3 separate regions of the Mus musculus genome follow, and regions 1 and 2 are each linked to region 3. A link is a loop called in an ENCODE intact Hi-C map of the cell type or tissue named here. Cell type or tissue: left cerebral cortex. All regions are shown on one strand. Each heading gives the region's core, and the rest is flanking DNA. Links, peaks and the distances in the headings are about the cores only. Region 1 holds the start of Rida (reactive intermediate imine deaminase A homolog). Region 2 holds the start of Gm41291. Region 3 holds the start of Rpl30 (ribosomal protein L30).

Evidence for each region. Hi-C counts contacts between places; a loop is a spot of excess contacts. Peaks named below come from ENCODE experiments on the same cell type or tissue, not always from the same donor. Only the 100,000 strongest peaks of a DNase experiment are listed, where the experiment ranks them.
Region 1: it touches region 3 in a loop (7-fold over the local background); 16 of 42 quality-filtered maps call a loop at or near these places.
Region 2: it touches region 3 in a loop (5-fold over the local background); 8 of 42 quality-filtered maps call a loop at or near these places.

Annotation. Positions count from the first base shown.
Region 1 is chr15:34,493,034-34,499,164 of GRCm38, reverse strand. Rida (reactive intermediate imine deaminase A homolog) reads left to right here and starts at 3,919. Exons shown (of 6, transcript NM_008287.3): 1 at 3,919-4,112. The coding sequence starts at 4,048. Pop1 (processing of precursor 1, ribonuclease P/MRP family, (S. cerevisiae)) reads right to left here and starts at 3,854. Exons shown (of 16, transcript NM_026340.3): 1 at 3,750-3,854. In left cerebral cortex, for the core only: no CTCF peak of the experiment used is centred there; a DNase peak (open chromatin) is centred at 3,852; H3K4me3 peaks cover 1,906 bases; H3K27ac peaks cover 727 bases.
Region 2 is chr15:34,079,160-34,085,195 of GRCm38, reverse strand. Gm41291 reads left to right here and starts at 1,970. Exons shown (of 1, transcript XM_011245387.3): 1 at 1,970-3,454. The coding sequence starts at 2,189. The coding sequence ends at 2,722. Mtdh (metadherin) reads right to left here and starts at 2,477. Exons shown (of 12, transcript NM_026002.5): 1 at 1,783-2,477. The coding sequence starts at 2,160. In left cerebral cortex, for the core only: CTCF peaks have their summits at 2,190 and 2,392 (motif pointing left); DNase peaks (open chromatin) are centred at 1,986, 2,488, 2,894 and 3,188; H3K4me3 peaks cover 3,565 bases; H3K27ac peaks cover 2,165 bases.
Region 3 is chr15:34,440,624-34,446,754 of GRCm38, reverse strand. Rpl30 (ribosomal protein L30) reads left to right here and starts at 3,479. Exons shown (of 5, transcript NM_001163485.1): 1 at 3,479-3,570; 2 at 3,678-3,730; 3 at 3,975-4,120; 4 at 5,393-5,523. The coding sequence starts at 3,710. LOC115488553 (a small nucleolar RNA gene) reads left to right here and starts at 5,833; the gene lies at 5,833-5,964. In left cerebral cortex, for the core only: a CTCF peak has its summit at 3,486; DNase peaks (open chromatin) are centred at 3,197 and 3,453; H3K4me3 peaks cover 2,393 bases; H3K27ac peaks cover 1,695 bases.

The sequences.
Region 1 (6,131 bases), core at 732-5,731, 52 kb before region 3:
TTTCTGAGTTTGAGGCCAGCCTGGTCTACAAAGTAAGTTCCAGGACAGCCAGGGCTATACAGAGAAACTGTCTCAAAACACCAAAAAAAAAAAAAAAAAAAAAAAAGAATTGCCAGGTGTGGGTGCTCGCATCAGCATCTGGAAAGCAAAGGCAGGAGGCTCTTGAGTTCAAGGTCATCCTTTAGCTACATAGCATGAGGTCAGCCAGACCTACCTGACAGACCCTATTTCAAAACACAACAAAGAATACAATTTTAAAATGAGCCAGTAATATGACTCAGCAGGTAAAGGCAATTGCCACTAAACCTGAACTCAATCCTGAGACCTACACAATGCAAGGAGAGCGCCTACTCCCAAAAGTTGTCTTCTGACAACTACATGCCCATCAAGGTATACTCCTAACCTCCAACACAGATAAACAAGAAAGGTAAAATAATAATAATAATAACTTTAATAAATATTTATATAACTCAATGTTTGATGATACCAAAATGTTACCATATTAATCTATAGCAGGAATCCCCAAAAAAGAGATTTCAATAAAGTCACTCATCTCAAAAGAAAGTGCTGTTGCATGCTTATAAACCCAGCCGTCAGGATAGAGCTGGGGGCTGGGCAGAAGGAAATCTTTGAGGTTGAGGCCAACCTAGGCTACACATCAAGTTCCAGGCCATCTTGGACTTCACAGTTTTTGTCTCAAAAAATAAAGGAACAGAGTTTCTTCATGGAACTATCCCAACTGGCAGATTTTGCACTGCCGAATAATTAAACTACATATAATCGCTAATGATGCATAAAATGAGGTAAGATCACTAAAATTAAATTACTTATAACGCTTTATCTTGGTTCTTGGCTGAAATAAAAAGACCGGGATAAATTATAAGTAAAATATTTGAGTCCAAACTGAAGATAAATTACTGGTATTTTCACTCACGACTTCACTTCAAGTGAATCACATAAAGGATGGGTGCAGAGAGAACCTGATGGGTTTACTTAGGAGTCCCCACACCTGGACCAACACCCTCATTATTCATTGAGTCAACGTGAAACACTTGTTTTCTTTTTCAAAACAAAATTCATAATATGGCTGACTAGAGATGTAACTTTTAACAATACCCTACACTATGTAACATAAAGACTTGAGAAGTTATGTTAATAAAACAATATGTATGTCTGTATGTGTTTTTCCACAACTACACTAGATAACAGTCTGAAATGAAGATTTTGAACCTAATGGATGTTCATGTCAACAAGGGACCAACATAGGCACTTGGCATAATTCATAAAGCCTGAGACAGGCCCTGGAAGCCTTCACCCCATACAACAGCCATTAATTCTTTTGCTGATGGAGTCCAGGCTAAAACGTGCACCATGGAGATACTGAAATAAGAAAAACTCAGAGAAGCAGTTACCAAGCCTGCATTTCAATTCCTTAATATTAGAATATTCTACCAACACATAAACTTTATGTAGATAACAGCAAAGAAAGTAGGTTATTCTTGTGCCTCAAAGAAAAGGTAACCAAGCCACTAGTGAGAAAATTCCCCAATCTGGTAAGCATTCTGAGATTCCATCCAGGCTCAGCTCCATTCACTACTCCTAAAACTCAAAACAATTGGAGACTAAAAGCACAAATGAAATATTCTATACAGGGAAACTGTGCAACCTCAGGGAAAGCCAGTAAGAAAATGTCAGCTGTAATTTTTGTTTAGGAATCTACCGTGTGAACAACAGGAATCAAAACTCAGGAGGACTAGAAGAGGAACATAGGAAGAAGATGGAACCAAATAGGCTGTGGAGTCCAAGCAGGAAGCTCGTGTATTCCAGCATGAAGCCCTAAACCAAGAAAAAGGATCTCACCATTCTTGAAGCACGGAAGCAGTCCCTCAGCATTACACAGGACAAGATGACAGGGAATCAAGAGGATTTCTTACAGTGCATGTTGACAGAGGGTCACAGGTCTGACCTTTCTTATTGTCACACTGCACTTAGCAGACTACCATAAACAAAGTACAGGATCAAAACAACACAAGTATTGGATATTCATATCCACACATACATGAACTTTGACTATAAAGCAAACGTTAACAAGGTAAGAAACATTTAGCCCGCAACTACGCTCCTTCTGACACAGCATGAGAACTGTAGGTAGCCTCAGAGCTTCTCCAGTTGGGGATCACAACCCCATATAGGGTCATGTAGCTGAATGTGAGGTGATGAAAAATCTAGCAAGAACAATTCAGAAGTCAAATGTGTAATGAATCCAAAGTGTTTCTGGCAGTGCTCTACCTAGACGTCACTACAGCCACAGTTCAGCAGTGACATCCCATGCTTACACACCATACAACACCAACAAATACTGCCTGAAACAGCTCAGCCAAGATCCCAGGCAAGTTATGAACCCAGTGTTCTTACTGTACATACAGGTTTATGCTCTTAAGAAACAATGTTATACAGGCTGGTGAGATGGCTCAGAGGCTAAGAGCACTGGCTGCTCTTCCAGAGGTCATGAGTTCAATTCCCAGCAACCACGTGGTGGCTCACAAAACATCTATAGGGGGATCTGATATCCTCTTCAGGCAGGCAGATATATATGCAGCAGAGCACTCGTACATTAAATAAAGAAAAAGAAAAAAAAGGAAACAATGATATAAAAACAGGCCTAAATTTCTCTTTAAATTGTTCTCATGCCGCACGTCTTTGGATTGTGCTGGGCTGCATTGTTTGATTTAAAAAACTAGTTTGAAATTGAGTTGCTGGGTTAAATTTTATATTTTTTAAATCATTAATTTGGATTTGGGATTGAGATAGACTTTTCCAACAACTGGCCCTAATTATAGTTCCGACTGTACTACATATTTAGGCAAAATAGCATCTCATCACTGACTATTATAAAAATCAAACAACAAATCAGCTCTAAAAAAAAAAAAAAAAAGCCGGGCGTGGGGGCCCACGCTTTTAATCCCAGCACTCGGGAGGCAGAGGCAGGTAGATTTCTGAGTTCGAGGCCAGCCTGGTCTACAAAGTGATTTCCAGGACAGCCAGGGCTATCCAGAGAAACCCTCTCAAAAAACAAACAAACAAAAACAAAACAAACAAACAAACAAACAAAACCACTTTAGATGCTTTATGTCTTGCAGTATCAAATACTCTACCAAAACTCGTATTTATGAAAAAATAAACATACACACATCTATTTAGAGAGTAAAAATTAGTTTTTATCTTTCTCAAAAGGCAAAATTATACCAGCTACACTAAAGAATTGTTTTAAATATACTTCCTTATGATATATTATCAGTTACTAATTAGTACATCTTCTTATCTACCCAGGTTCGTTAGTGAGAAAGCTGAAGTCGTGAGCTAGGAGAAGATGACTCGCCTCCGGAAAGCAGACCCCGGTCTGCTCAAATCTTGAGGCGATCATGCATAGAAAGGAAGCACGGGATGGCGAAAGGCAGACAACCCACACCTCTGCTTGGTTCCCCGGAATGACCCATCCCTGTCCTTTACGGTACCCAGAAAGGGATACAAGCGCATTCCCAGAGGGGATTCCGCCTGGCAGGGCAACGATAAGCATAAAAACGAGCACAGGAGCCTGAGGCTCTGGACTGCAAGAGGGCCCGCCCGGGCAGCATGGACCTCCCCAAGTGAAAAGCGCCGCAAGCCGAAGCCGCCACTGTGGGCAAGCCCCCACGCGAGGCCCCCGCGAGCTGGCGGCCCCGGCTAAGCATTAGTGCCTCACCACCAACCTGCCAAAAGTTCCGAGGGCTTCGCCGGTAAGAATGACAAGGTTCTGAGATCCCTAGAAGCTCCCACCACAGAGGGTGAGCGAGCGGGCTGAGGGCGCGTGCGCAGCACGGCTTCTTCCTCCACGTGTCCCGGAGTCGCTTGTAAACTACAATTCCCATCGGGCCGTGCGAATTCGCACGGGGCTGTCCCTGAACTAAAACTCTTTTGCCTAGGGCTGTCTGGTCAGTGGACAAGAGTGGGTGTAGTTACTTACCATCGTTTCTTCTTCTGGAGGGTCTTCAAGAGGGAAGGATTAGCATGTCGTCCATAATCAGAAAGGTGATCAGCACCACAAAAGCCCCGGCGGCCATTGGTCCCTACAGGTAATGTTTTTTACTGTAGCTCTGAAGGACCAGGTAGGTGCAGTGTTGCAAGTTTGGAGCTTTGGCCCCTGCTGGTCCGAGCAAAAGAGAGTCTTAGAACGCGCGAAGAAACTAAGTTCAGAAAGAGTACAGTGTATCCAAATCCCTCAGAGAATGGGGGAGCCCTGGTGCTACCAGAAACTTGCACTCCTAAGATCTTGCCCCCATCTGGAGCTGCCGGGGCCCCGAAGGCGAGCTTGCTACATGCTTTCTCTGGTTAGAAGTGGCATCACCCCAACCCCCTTGCCTTTCGTCTTGGTGGCTTCTAGTTTTGGTTTTTGTAACAATTTTATTAAGATAGAATAAACAACCCATAGAATTCTCATTCTGTTAGTGGGTTCAATTCAGTGGCTTTTACTATGCCCAAAAGTTGTGTAGCCATCATCACTTTCTATTCTCAAAACATTTACATCCAACCTAAAATAAGGTTTATACCATTAGCATTTATTCCACATGGCATCTTTCCCCAGCTCCTTACAACCACCCATTTATTTCCTCTCCATCACTATAGGGTTTATCTGTTAAAGACGTTTGCTATAAAAAGTATAATACACTGTTTGGTCCTCTGTGACAGGCTTCTTTTACTAGCATGAAGTTTGATCTAACCCTTTCTTAATTTACAAGATATGCTTGTCTCATTTGGACAGTACTCAGCAAATACCTGTATGTCTATCCTAGTCTCTGGCTTCTATAACGTGTAGGAATGCAATGATGCTTATGAATGGTTTATCCATGCCTATTTACCACTAATATCAAATGCAAGTAACACCAAAGGTGATCTTCTGAGATTATCCTATATACTAGAGCTAACCATATATGTACTGGAAAAATAAAAACTACCCTTTGGCATTTATCTCTGCTTACCAGAAGTGCTTTTAAATAGAAATGGTACTTTCTTTTCACTTCCTTCTGTGGGTGCTATGAAGGACAGACTAACTTTGTAGCTCAGACTAACCTAGAACCTGCTGTTCTCCTGTTTGAGCATTCCTAGTGCTGACGTGAAGACCAGCACACTTAACTTAAAACCTTGTTCCTCAAAATACCTCAGCTTTAAAAATCACTGTATTGTATCTTATATAACTTTCTCCTCTCTAACTTCTAAGTCTTCACTAAAACGTATCTAGAGCCAATTCCTTTTGAAAAAGTCATTTCTGACACAGTGTCTCTTTGCTGTCAATCAAAACTGAAGATTTTCTTCGGCTGCAACATTAGTACTGTAGAAGATGTGTAGTGCATGCCAAGTATTTAGCTGATTCAAAAATGTGTAAGAAGTAATCCGACATAGGCCTTCACCTATAAAAGGAAAAGAAGCAGTAATGTAGCAAATGTTACATGACAGGCACTATGACAACTAACTACCTTTAAGTTGTCTCTCCATTTTACAAAAGGACAGCTCAAGGTCAATCTTTTCAAGGAAATACAGTGTGCAAGTGACATCTTGGCTTGAACTCAAACCCTAGCTCCCTTAATATCAAGAGAAATAACAGTCCCATGTGTCAAAGCAGTAATTATTATAATAGGATTGGAGATGGAACTTAATGGGATGAGAAACCAAATGAAAGGGAGGAAAACTGATTCTGATTTGGAGCAGAGAAAGAAAAAAAGTTTTGAAGAAGCTCCCCAAATAAGGTAGTCCGGTTAAACTTTAAATGTTGGGTTTTCTGTTTTTCCACTTTTAATAGTGTTAGGAAGTTTGACTCATCATAGTTAATTAGTTACAGACTGACATTCCTCCAGAGGACACAGAGGTAAAAGAATACAGAATGTAGAGATTTGGATGAGATAGTTTTCAATTGACCTTTTTTTTTTTCTCCCAAACTGTATACCTGGTGTTTTATAACATTTTCATTGAAATGACTTACTTTCACTTAAATTAATTTTAAAAGAAAACATTATCAAAATACTCTAAATAGAAAACAATACAATAGAAAGTAACTATTTTTAAAAATAACTCAAATAAAAAGTATTAATTCCAAAACT
Region 2 (6,036 bases), core at 1-5,000, 360 kb after region 3:
TTAACACAAATGAAAATCAGGATGAGCCAAATCCTATCTGTTGTACATTTTTCATAGTGAAGTGTGTGTTCTTCCTTCAGGTGAGTCATCTGTGTCATGATGCACTTCAAATGGACTCTCGAAGCACCTGTCTCTCTCCTCAGGTCCATCTGAAATTCTAAACATCCTAAAGAGACTTTGATATTTTGAAATTTCATAACTTGCCACAATCCACACAGGCCTTAGTATTAATGCACGCAGTTTGTTTCAAGATCACCTTTACTCTGAAACGAAGAGTCTACTTTCATTAAAACATTACTTAACCCTTGATGCTGTCTACAGAACTTTTAATTATGCATGATCTCAGTGTGCTGTTTTCTCCTCTCCTAACTTCAGAAAGTATTATACTGATAACTTTCTAGGTTTCCTCTCTTCTATCTTCCCACTCAGCAATCAAACCATGAGTGCTTATCATATGAGCTGTCAGCTTTCTATTTAGTACTTATGGGTCCATGAACAGAGTTTTTACGAACCTGTCTCCCACTCGATTGACTTTAATTCTTATGTGCCCATCAAACATACCAGAGCACATCTCTTCATAGTAAGAGCCTGGTACTTACTGAAGTGTTCTCAAAAGGTGGAGACTTACATTCAGATAATATTGGAGGCAAAGTTTCTCTATGTAGTCCTTGCTGTCCCGAAACTATAAAGATCAGGCTGGCCTCAAACTCAAAGATCTGCCTGCCAAGTGCTGGGATAAATGCATCCACCACCACCACTACACTAATAAATATTTCTAATGTTACTTATCTTTCATATTACACAAATTATGCAAAACAGGCTACTAAACAGTTCAGTGGGTAAAGGCACTTGCCAAGAAGCCTGAGTACTGGAGTTCAATCCCCAAGATCCACTCTGTGGAAGGAAAACCAACCCCAGTAAGTTCTCCTCTGACTTCTGCATGCATGCCACGGCACAAGATCTCTCCAACAAATATACACAGAACAAAATATTACAGAGAAATCACAACACAGGATACAGAAGTAAAACACTAAGGCCTAACAAAAATGGAATAGCTTTCGCATTTCCACATGTGGTCCAGCAAACTGCGGCTTGAAATCTCCTCTCAACCTTCTTCAGCATTTTAATCTGTCACCTCTTTATGCTTTATTAAAAAACAAAAAAGTCTTCCACATCCTTTGACTGTACTATAGACTACTTTGCTGTACTTGCCTTATGTTTTTCTCGGGGCCATATATCCCGAAGGCGTATTAGATCGCCAGCTCCCTTTTGCCCAGTTCCTGTACCAGCAACCCAATGGCCACACTCACCAGGATAAGACAGGGTAACCATTTCCCTTTAACATTTCCAACTAAGATGAGTATGGCTTGATCTGAACACCTGTAATCCTCTTTAAGCCAGTTTTTAGGTCACCCCTATCTTCCGTGACGGTCTCAGGTCTCAACGTGGCTTGAGATAGACATCTCTCTCTACCGGGCAGTCTTTTCAGAACTTCCCAACGTCACTGTAAGGTCCCATTAACCTCCACATGCAGCCTACTTTCTTTCACAGGCCTCTAGGAAGGATCTGCTTTTGGGGAAACCAAGGTTCTCATATGATGGCTGTAAGTTTGGTCACTTTTATTTATACCTACCCCTGGAGTTAATTTCCATTCAGGAAAACGCGACTTTCCTACTGGTTCTTACACTTTCCGACTTCCCCCTTCTCAAGGAACGTGTTCACCTACCACCTCGACCTGAGCTCTCGCTTCCCTTGACCACCGGGCTCCTCGCCACTACTCACTTTGGGCTTTTCAGGAAGCTTCTTCCGGTTCTTCTTCTTTTGCTCCTCGCTTCTGAGATTCTTCAGCTGGGCTAGGTCGTCGGGGGCCGGAGTCGGCGGGGCCGCCTCCTCCCGTTTGCGGGGCGGGCTCCTTCGCTTCTTGCGGGCGCCGGCGCAAGCCGCGGCCCAGCCGTAACCTAGAAGGAAGAGCAGGAGCAGCCCGAGAGCGCCGGTGCCCACCAGGATCACCCAGCCCGGGTACCGCTTCGGCTCTAGCCCCAGGTCGAGGCCCAACTCCGTGCGCAGAAAACCTAGGCCGACCGAGAGCAACTCCCGCAGCCGGGCAGAGCCCTCCTCGGCCTGCTGGGCCAGCTCGTCCTGCCAGCTTCGTGCAGCCATCTTCCCTCCCGTCAGAGAGACTCGCGGGATGACGCCGGGGAGCGGAGCCGCCGCTGGAACAGTCGTGGGAGGCGACAGGGCCGCGACACCTCAGGCCGAGCGCATCGCGGCCAACCCTCACGCCGGAGTAGGGGATAGAGGGCCGCCGCCGCCACGGGGAGAGCCAAAGGTTCCCAGTCTCCGCAGCCGGCCTCACGCCGCCGCCACCAGGAGGACACGGGGCGGCGGGGACAGAGTGTCTCCAGAGGCGGCCGCTAAGCGGCGTCGGGGCGCCAGCGCCAGGACCCGCTGTCCTCCCCCGGCGGAACAATGGCGGCTCCGGCCGCGATCCACGCTGCGCGCGGAGGCCGGTCGGGTCACGTGGAGGCTGTGGGCGGGGCATGCGTCACATGGGGCGATGGGCGGGGCCGGGCGGACTCTAGTCTTGGAGTGGGGTCTCCTTGAGCTGTGTGGGTTTGGAGGCTTGGGGCGACTCGGAGCTTGCGAAGCGGGAGCTAGAAATCTGACGGTGGAACTCCTTCAGGCTCGGGCTTTCTGGATGCTGAGAGGGATTCAGGTGTGAGGCCTGCGCACGAGCAAGGCGGCCAAACCCATCGGAGTATGAGCAGGCTTTCCGCTCTCTTTCCTGCAGTGGTGGTGCAGTGGACCGGCTTTTTCTCCCTAGGTCAGGGGCCAGTTGGATGCTTCCAGAGGGAGCTCGGTGGACTCTGAGGCAGCGAGCACGTGTAATTCACATCCGAGTATTTCTTCGGGGCGGACTAGCATATTAACGTTTGCCAACGTTTGCGTCTGTTCTGTCGTTCACTCCTGCTGTCTGTTGTCAGGCTCCAGATTTAAAAAGTCGGCAAACCCGTGGGAGGCACTATTATTTTTCTACTGATTTGTAGCCTTAATAGGAAATATTGAGAGGAAGCCCTTAGACTGTATTTATATGCAAGAGAAGCATATTATTTTAAGCTTTTATACAACCCCAAAAGAATTGCAATTTTTGAATGCTTGTGTTGTCCAACAGTCAAATGTAGCATTAGAAGGAAACTAGGTGGGTTGGGGAATGTCGCTCAGCAATAGAACATGCTTACTGAACATATGCAAGGCTCTGGCGTCGATTCCTAGCACCAAAAATAAAGAGCTGAGGCGCTTCTTCCCTTCTTAATTTTAAAAATGCTTGAGGACTACCCTACTATTTGTATTTTGACTTTGCGGTAAGGAAACAGTGTCTATAATTAAATGTTAATTAGCATGTAAGCAGCTGAAGTAAATACAAACTAAAAACCTATTCATGTATTTTGACCCATCAGTATTGTAATGAGTCTTGTGATTAATGGGTGGAATAGAGTTTTATACGTAATAAGCTACTCTTGCTAAGCTTTTTTGCAGACTTATAATTAAGGGCTAAGTTATAAAGGCCAGAACCTTAAAATGAGATCTGCATGACCTCTAAAATTAACAAATTCCATTCATATTTTTGGAATAAGATTTATAACCCCACCTATTTGGGTTGGTCATAGTTTTTCTAAGAAGTTCTACTGATCGTTTTAGATCATCACCTGTGGATTTATGAATTAGAGAATTACAGAAATTGTAGGTTAGCATACTAGTCCCTTTGACAGTCTAGCAAGTAAATGATTTAGTAAGATCAGGTCATCTTGTAGTTTTTTTTTTTTTTTTTTTTTTCCACTTGCTGTATTTGGTATCAGGGACATACTTGTCATTATATCTCGCCCTCCTTCTCTCACTCCCTCCTCTTTGTGTATGCACATGTATATGCACTTCGTTTTTGTATTCATGCTGGGGATTAAACCCAGATCCTTAAGCATGGTAGGCAAACGCTCTCCCACTGAACTATGTCTTTATCCCACCATGCACTTATATTTTAAAAACAAAAAAGTAGGGTCACAACCAACTGGTTTGCATTCATTACAGTTAACAAAACTTGTAAGAATATAATTATACTTCCAGAAAGTTAGGGTTATTTGTTGCAATAGCACAAAGATTAGATTAAAATTTAAATAAAGCAATGCTTTGAAAGAATCAGGGCAAAACAGCTGTGTGTGATGGAATACTAGCTCTGCTCTAAGTAGACAAAGTCCTAATTCCTCGTGAATGACAACGATAAAATGCAAAATGTGTCTAAAACTCTCTATGAGAAGTTCAGGGTTGGAAATGAGTGCTTTTTCTGAGTAATCATAGATAAACAGGAAGGAGCTATAAACTCATACAGCGGTGTGAATATCAATGCTGAGGAGAAGAAGAAGCCATAGTACCTAGGGTATGATTCCATTTGGGTATAATTAGAAAATGAACACTGATCTACAGTGATAGCAAATCAGTGGTTACTTAGGGGTATGGGGTGGGGCCAAGGAAGCTTGAGGAAGGTCTTAAGAAAGGATCCAAGGAAATGTGGGAAAGGTGAATATGTTCTTTGTTGCGATCATTTCATAGGTTTTCCAAGGTTCAAGTTACATACCTTAAATATTTTGGCTTAGGACTTGTCAACTGCTTCCAAGAAGCCATTCAAGATGTTTTTAAAAGTCGCTTATCGGACTGGAGAGATGGCTGAGCAGTTAAGAGCACTGACTGCCCTTTCAGAGGTCCTGAGTTCAATTCCCAGCAACCATGTGGTGGCTCACAACCAACTGTAATGTGGTTTGATGCCCTCTTCTGGTGTGTCAGAAGACAGCTACAGTGTACTCACATTCAGAAAGTAAATAAAGAAATAAATCTTTAAAAAAAAAAAAAAAGTCGGGACTGGAGAGATGGCTTAGCTGTTAAGAACACTGACTGCTCTTCCGAAGGTCCTGAGTTCAAATCGCAGCAACCACATGGTGGTTCACAACCATCTATAGTGAGATTGAATGCCTTCGTCTGGAAATAGCTATAACGTACTTACATTGTAAATAATATTATAATAGTAATATAATACTATAATAAATAATTTTTTAAAAGTCACTTATCCCTAGGTATGGTGGTGCATGTTTGTGATTGATCCAGGAGTCAGGAGGCTGGGGCAGGAGGACTCAGAGTTCCAGGCTAGTCAGGGCTTCGTAGTCAAGCCCCATTTCAAACAAACAAAACCCCAAAAGCTTATTTTTATTGCTGTGATAAAATATGACCAAAAGTACAATATGAAAGAAAGAGTTCGTTTTGATATACTGTTCAGAGGGTCCATAAGGCTGGAAGGGCATGGCAGCAGGAAGCTGACTGGTCACACTTTGATTGACAGGAAGGCACAGAGAGAAAAGTAGCTGTGGGGTGATTCTATAACCCTCAAAAGCCCGACTGACCGCAGTGGCTTTCTCCTTCCAATAAGGCTCCACAATCTAAAGGTTAGGTGCCATAAACTCCCAAAATAGCATCACCAAGGATTAAAATATTTGGACCTCTGAGGGACTTCTCATTTCACACCCTCCCAAACCAAGCAAAACCTCATCACTTTAGGTTCTGCAAAAGTGGGATTCCAAGCAAAGGTTTTTTGCACCCATGATTTTTTTTTAACTTCTTCGTTTTTTTTTTAATTAAACTAATAAAATTTATCTTAAAATATACAACTCAGTATTGACATTTTTTAAGTCATCAAAATAATTTATAATAATTAAATGCCTTCTGAAATGATGTCTTCTGAAGCTAAAAGTAATATGCACTCAACCAGTTTTTAAAATCTATCTGGAACACTAAACATGATAGGAGTAATAACATCTTATGAAGTCCTCTATGAAAGGAAATTGTGACAGGTTCCTGATAAGACAGAAATCATTCTGTCTCCAAGGGAGAATATGCAGTGTAACTGTGGCTTCATAGAATGAATTGGTAATGTTCCTTCTGTTGCTATTTTGTGGAATAGTTTGAAGAATATTGGTATTAGGTCTTCTTTAAAGG
Region 3 (6,131 bases), core at 808-5,807:
CTGGCAAATACAGAAGTGGATGCTCACAGTCATCTATAGGATGGAAGACAGGGCCCCCAATAGAGAAGCTAGAGAAAGCACCCAAGAAGCTAAAGGGGTCTGCAAACCTATAGGTGGAACAACAATATGAACTAACCAGTACCCCCAGAGCTGATGTCTCTAGCTGCATATGTAGCAGAAGATGGCCTAATTGGCTATCATTGGGAAGAGAGGCCCCTTGGTATTGCTAACTTTATATGCCCCAGTTCAGGGGAATGCCAGGGCCAAGAAGTGGGGAGTGGGTGGGTAGGGGAGCAGGGCAGGCGGAGGGTATTGGAAACTTTCAGGATAGCATTTGAAATGTAAATAAAGAAAATAACTAATAAATAAATAAACAAAAAATAAAGGGTTTGTCACCCCCCATTTTTTCTAGTTTTATCCTCTATAAAAAAAAAGATTGCCGGGCGTGGTGGCACACGCCTTTAATCCCAGCACTCGGGAGGCAGAGGCAGGAGGATTTCTGAGTTCGAGGCCAGCCTGGTCTACAAAGTGAGTTCCAGGACAGCCAGGGCTATACAGAGAAACCCTGTCTCAAAAAACCGAAAAAAAAAAAAAAAAGATTAATATGGTCTATGACAACATGACCATAAGTTAAAGTTTAGCAAAAGTATATTAAAGTCTGCACAGCTGTAAACAGACATTATAGTCTTTATTTACCAATCCTTTCGTTTTTTGAAGACAAGGTCTCAGGAGGGCCTTGAACTTGATATGTAATGGAAGATGACCTAGAACTAGAGCTTCTATTCTAGCTTCTCCCCTCTCACCCCCACCTCCAAGTGTTGGAGTTACACACCATGCATTATTATTCCCAGCTTTTGGTGGTACTGGGGTTAAATCCAGGACTTTGTGCACGACAGCCAAACGTCTACCAAGTGAGATACATCACCAGCACTTCTGAAAGCACCTTACAGGAGCAGCAAAACCCAGAGCCTGCTACATGGCACCCTTTCGAATTAATACTTATAATGTCCATAACAATTTCTTCACACAGCACTAAGACTTACACTGTATCTTACTTAGTATGACATTAATTCTGAGGGTACAGTATGGTTCATTTTAAGTGTCTACCAGAAATATTTGAGAGTGGGGGAAGGCAGGCAGAAGATTCATACTTGAATGTCTAGTATGAACAGGAGGCCCTCAACACTCCCAAGCTGCACCTGAAGAGAACTGTATTGCACAGTGCTCTTAAGCAGACATTCCATTTCATAATCAGAGGACAATCACAAACAAAACAGGTCAGCAGAGGGCTGGAGAGATGGTTCAGCGATTAAGAGCACTGACTTCTCTTCCAGAGGTCCTGAGTTCAATGCCCAGCAACCAAATGGTGGCTCACAACCATCTGTAATGGGATCTGATGGCCTCTTCTGGTGTGTCTGAAGACAGCTACAGTGTACTCATATAAATAAAACAAAATCTTTAAAAAAAAAAAAAATCTCCAGGCGTGGTGGCGCATGCCTTTAATCCCAGTACTCAGAAGGCAGAGGCAGGCAGATTTCTGAGTTCAAGGCCAGCCTGGTCTACAAAGTGAGTTCCAGGACAGCCAAGGCTATACAGAGAAACCCTGTCTCGAAAAACCAAACCAAAAAAAAAAAAAAAAAAAAAAAAAATCCCAAACAGGTCAGCAAAGCACAGGATTAAAAAAAGGGGGGTGGGTGGGGTAAGGGTAGCATGTTAAACAGCAATGTCACAACTCCAATCTAGGCTTATTGCTTTGAATTTAAATCATATGAGCTATTTGTTAAAGTTCATTTAAAGTTTACTATGTTTACAAAACTGGATTAATAGAAGACAATTAGCTGGATTTGTACCATCCTAAGTACTTTATGCCTAAATGTTAAAGCAAAGAGTATGGTAATTGAACACTACCGTTTGGTCAAATTCACATTAAAATGGGCCACAACAGTTGAATAAATTTTAATGTAAAATTTCTGGATTTTCTGAGTTCGAGGCCAGCCTGGTCTACAGAGTGAGTTCCAGGACAGACAGAGAAATCCTGTCTCAAAAGACTCAACCAAAACAAACAAAAACCAAAAAACCCTAATTTGCAGGCCTGGTTCTATTCATACTTCTGTAATACACTAGCTGTAAAAATGTGAGAATAACACAGTTACTATCTCATAGAGTGTGTGTGTTGGCTAAGTAATATGTTTTAGTTTCCGTTTTTTTTCTTTTTCCAAAAGATCAACTCACAGAGATTGCCAGCTCCGGGTGGGATTATAGGTATAGATCATCTCGACCCGCATGACTCATGGATGTTTTTAAAGTTATTTTAATTAAGGGGAGGCAGGGTTGTTCTTCCCTTTCCTAACCTCCAGGGCAAAGTAACTCACCATACAGCTTACCTACTACCCTGGGTTTCCTTTTTCATGCTTATATAAATTTGGTGGCACAGGTGCTTGTGCAGTTGGGCAGAGGTCACAGGTCAACTTCTGGGTACTTACTCGGTAGTTGTCCACCTTATTTTTCACAAGATCTTTGAGACCTGGAGCTGACAGGTTAGACTAGGTTGGCTGGCTAGCCAGCCTTGGGGAATCTGTTCCACAAATGGAGTTACAAGTGTGCACAACCATGCCAGACTTTTGGGGGCTGGGGATTGACAGAGAGGTTTAGGCATAAAATGCAGGTCCCCACGCTTGCAAGGCAAGCACACTTTACTGACTGAACAATCTCAACAGCCCTGGGTTTTCGTTGGTGCTAGTGCGTAAATAGTAGAGGCTTTCAAGGTTTTTTTTTTTTTTCCTTGAATGCTACATTTATACAACGGCCCAAGTTTCGTAGCAAAATGATTTTTTAAATTATTCGTATTGCGACTATTTCTTTACTTCTGTATACGTATGTGAGCATTCAAGCGCAGGCCAAAGAAAAACCTGCTGGACTTGGCGCTCCCCTCCCACCACGTGGGTTTGGAACTCATTCGTCTACTTAGCGACAAGCGCATTTACCCGTCAGCCACTTCACCAGGTTTTTTTTTTTTTTTTTTCAATTGTGGTCCCTGTGCAAAGTAGGCTCCCAAGTACACGGTATAAAACCGCCGCAAAAGGGGTGTGTGTCCTACGGAGCGGCAAACAGGAAGATCAGCGGCGGGTGGACAGAGATGCCTCCGCTCCTGGTGAGCAGTCACGGGGTAAACCGGCGGCCCGGGGTCCTTCCGGAGCACGCCCAAGACAACGTCAGGCGGAGACCAGCCCAGGAGAGGCCAGGTCGCTGCCGCCTCGCCACGGAGCCCTGGGCCTCGTCGTCAGCTCCCATCGAGCTCCGGCTCTCCGCGGTGTCAGCCCGCTGCAGCAGAACAAACGCCCAGAACCGAAGGCCGGAGCCCAGACGCCGCAGCAGCCCAGCCTGCGTTGTAACCCGGTCCCCATAGCAACCAACTACCGCAGACTACTCTCGCAAGCGCTGTTCTGCTTGTGACCCGGACCGGCTTCTCTTCCGCTTCCGGTCCCACAATCCTCTGTCGGCCTAGAAGAGCTTTGCATTGTGGGAGCTCCTTCCTTTCTCGCTCCCCGGCCATCTTGGCGGCTGGTGTTGGTGAGTGAGCTCTGCGGGGTAAACGATTAGGCGGCTCGGGGAGCTCCGCTAGCTGGTGTTTGACGCTCTGGATTATAATCCTCTCTTCTGTCCTCTGTGTATGCTAGGTTGGGGGTTGTCCCGCACCTAAGGCAGGAAGATGGTGGCCGCAAAGAAGACGGTGAGTGAAGCCGATCGGGCCCGGAAGCCGGTTCACGTGGAGAGCTGGGTCGGGCCGGGGCGGATAGATTTGAGCACACTGGGTGGACGACTTGTCGCTGACGTTTCAGGGTCTCAAAGTGAATCCGAGAGGCTCTTTGTATGGTCTCAGACATCATGAAAGGGTTCAGTTCCAGAAATCTGGAACTGAGTTTGGTTTTAGATGACTGCAAGTGGTGTTCAAGTCTCAAACGTTTGCATTGTAGAAAAAGTCTCTGGAGTCGATCAACTCTAGGCTCCAACTTGTTATGAAAAGTGGGAAGTACGTGCTGGGCTACAAGCAGACTCTGAAGATGATCAGACAAGGCAAAGCGAAGTTGGTTATCCTTGCCAACAACTGTCCAGCTTTGAGGTAATGGAGGGAACCTGGATGTGTGCAGCCTATTGTAAATTCACTGTGCAGTATCCAGCATTGGGAAGAAGAATAATGATGGTTGCTTTCTGATGTTTGGACCTTGCTTTGTGTGTGTTTTTTGTAAATGTACCTTTGAGGCACGTTGTGTGACAGGAGGTATACAAATGATACACGCAGACTGGGGGAAGCCCGATCCCGAATTTTTCAAGGTTTGAAGTGTTAACACTCCGCTTCATGTGCCTGTTTTAGTTTAGAAAAATTCTGGCTGGATTATGGAGGTGATGGTATCATGAAATCACCTATTTGGCAGGGTCCAATTTTCTGAACACGTTCATTCTTGATTAACTATTTTAACTCGAACCTAACAAGTATTTTAAGTAAGCTGAAGAAGCTTGTGTAGTATACGCTCCTTGATTTTTCTATGGCAATTGTACACCTCTTCAGCCTTTTATGTAGGTGTCTATACTTAGTGGCAGAGTTTGGAATGTTTGGTCTTATTTTAAACCTTTGCCAGTCGATTCATAGTGGCAGCGTAGACATTCATTACTAAATTACAAGCTCAGACTCAGTGGGTCCAGGCTGGAGCTTCAAGTTCATTTCTCATAAGCACTTTGGAGCACTGTTGGTATGTGGGGCCACATTCTAAGCTCAAGGTTCTGTGGAACTTTCAAATCTTAACAATTTGTATCCTTTAACTTGGCACTGAAGTATTTATTTTTTGGGTAATATTATCAGCAGCCCTTATGTAGTATTCACTGTATAGTAGGTGGTTTAAGAGGGCTTACTTTTTTAGGTTTCTGACCCTCCACTCCACCTTCCTATTATTCTTTGCCTTCGTTTGATTAAAATGGAGTATATACTTGTTGCTGACACGAGATTCTCCTGGTGTTGTGAGGTGGCTGATGTGAATGCTGGAAACTGAACTTTCTTAAGAGCAGTACAAGCTTTCAGTGAACCATATCTCCAGGCCAGCATTGGCTTTTTTATGTCTATTATACCCTTTTCTAGTTTTTAAGTAACTTACACATTTTAAACTTAGTAAATTGAAACATGAATACAATGTACTTTAATATTGGATACTACCTCCAAAAAGTTAGGTATTTAATTATCACAATACACTAGTAAAGGATCCATGATAATCAGGACAGCTAGAATCTTTTTTAAGAGTTGGAAGTGATTTAGTTACTGTTAAAAAGGCCTCACCAATTTGTCACAAGTCTGTCAGTACCTTGGTATGGCATTTTATTTGACTTTTTGTTGTTCCCTAAGGAAATCTGAAATAGAGTACTATGCCATGTTGGCTAAAACTGGGGTCCATCACTACAGTGGCAATAATATTGAACTGGGCACAGCGTGTGGAAAATACTACAGAGTATGCACACTGGCTATCATTGACCCAGGTATGTTTTTAAAATTATATTTTTTTCTAATGTAAGTGCTTATTAGACAGTGGCTTTGGTTCAACTTTGATATTAAGAATTTTGTTTAATGCAAGTTCTAGGACAACTGGGGCAGCACAGTGAAACTCTTTGTCCCTCTACCCCTCTCAACCCCTCTTACCATACCCCCCCTTGGGAAGAAAAGTTTGGTAGAAGGTGAACGAGATAAAATTTTACCACCTCTTTGTTGCTTGGGGATAAATAGTTTGTGGTAAATGCCTGCATTCTATTTTATTTTGAGCTTAGAAATTTTAGTTGCCTTGTAGAACACTGCGAATATTCTCGCTGTTCTGATTCTGTGATAATCAGGACAGGCTAGACATTCGCTATAGTAAGACCATGCATGTGTCCCCAGACCTAGTTCTTTACTTCAGTCTGGTTATCTAAATGCTGGTGACAGACCATCTGATTCATTATTTGTATAGGATGGCTGAGATTTTAAGGTATTTTTAAGTGATTTTAAGAGTGATAGCCGAAACAATTTGCACGTAGTGCTAATCTGCCTTCTTACCTAAAGAACAAGTAGGGGAATTCTTTAATTATTAGTTGCCATTAAATGACTTGTAAAA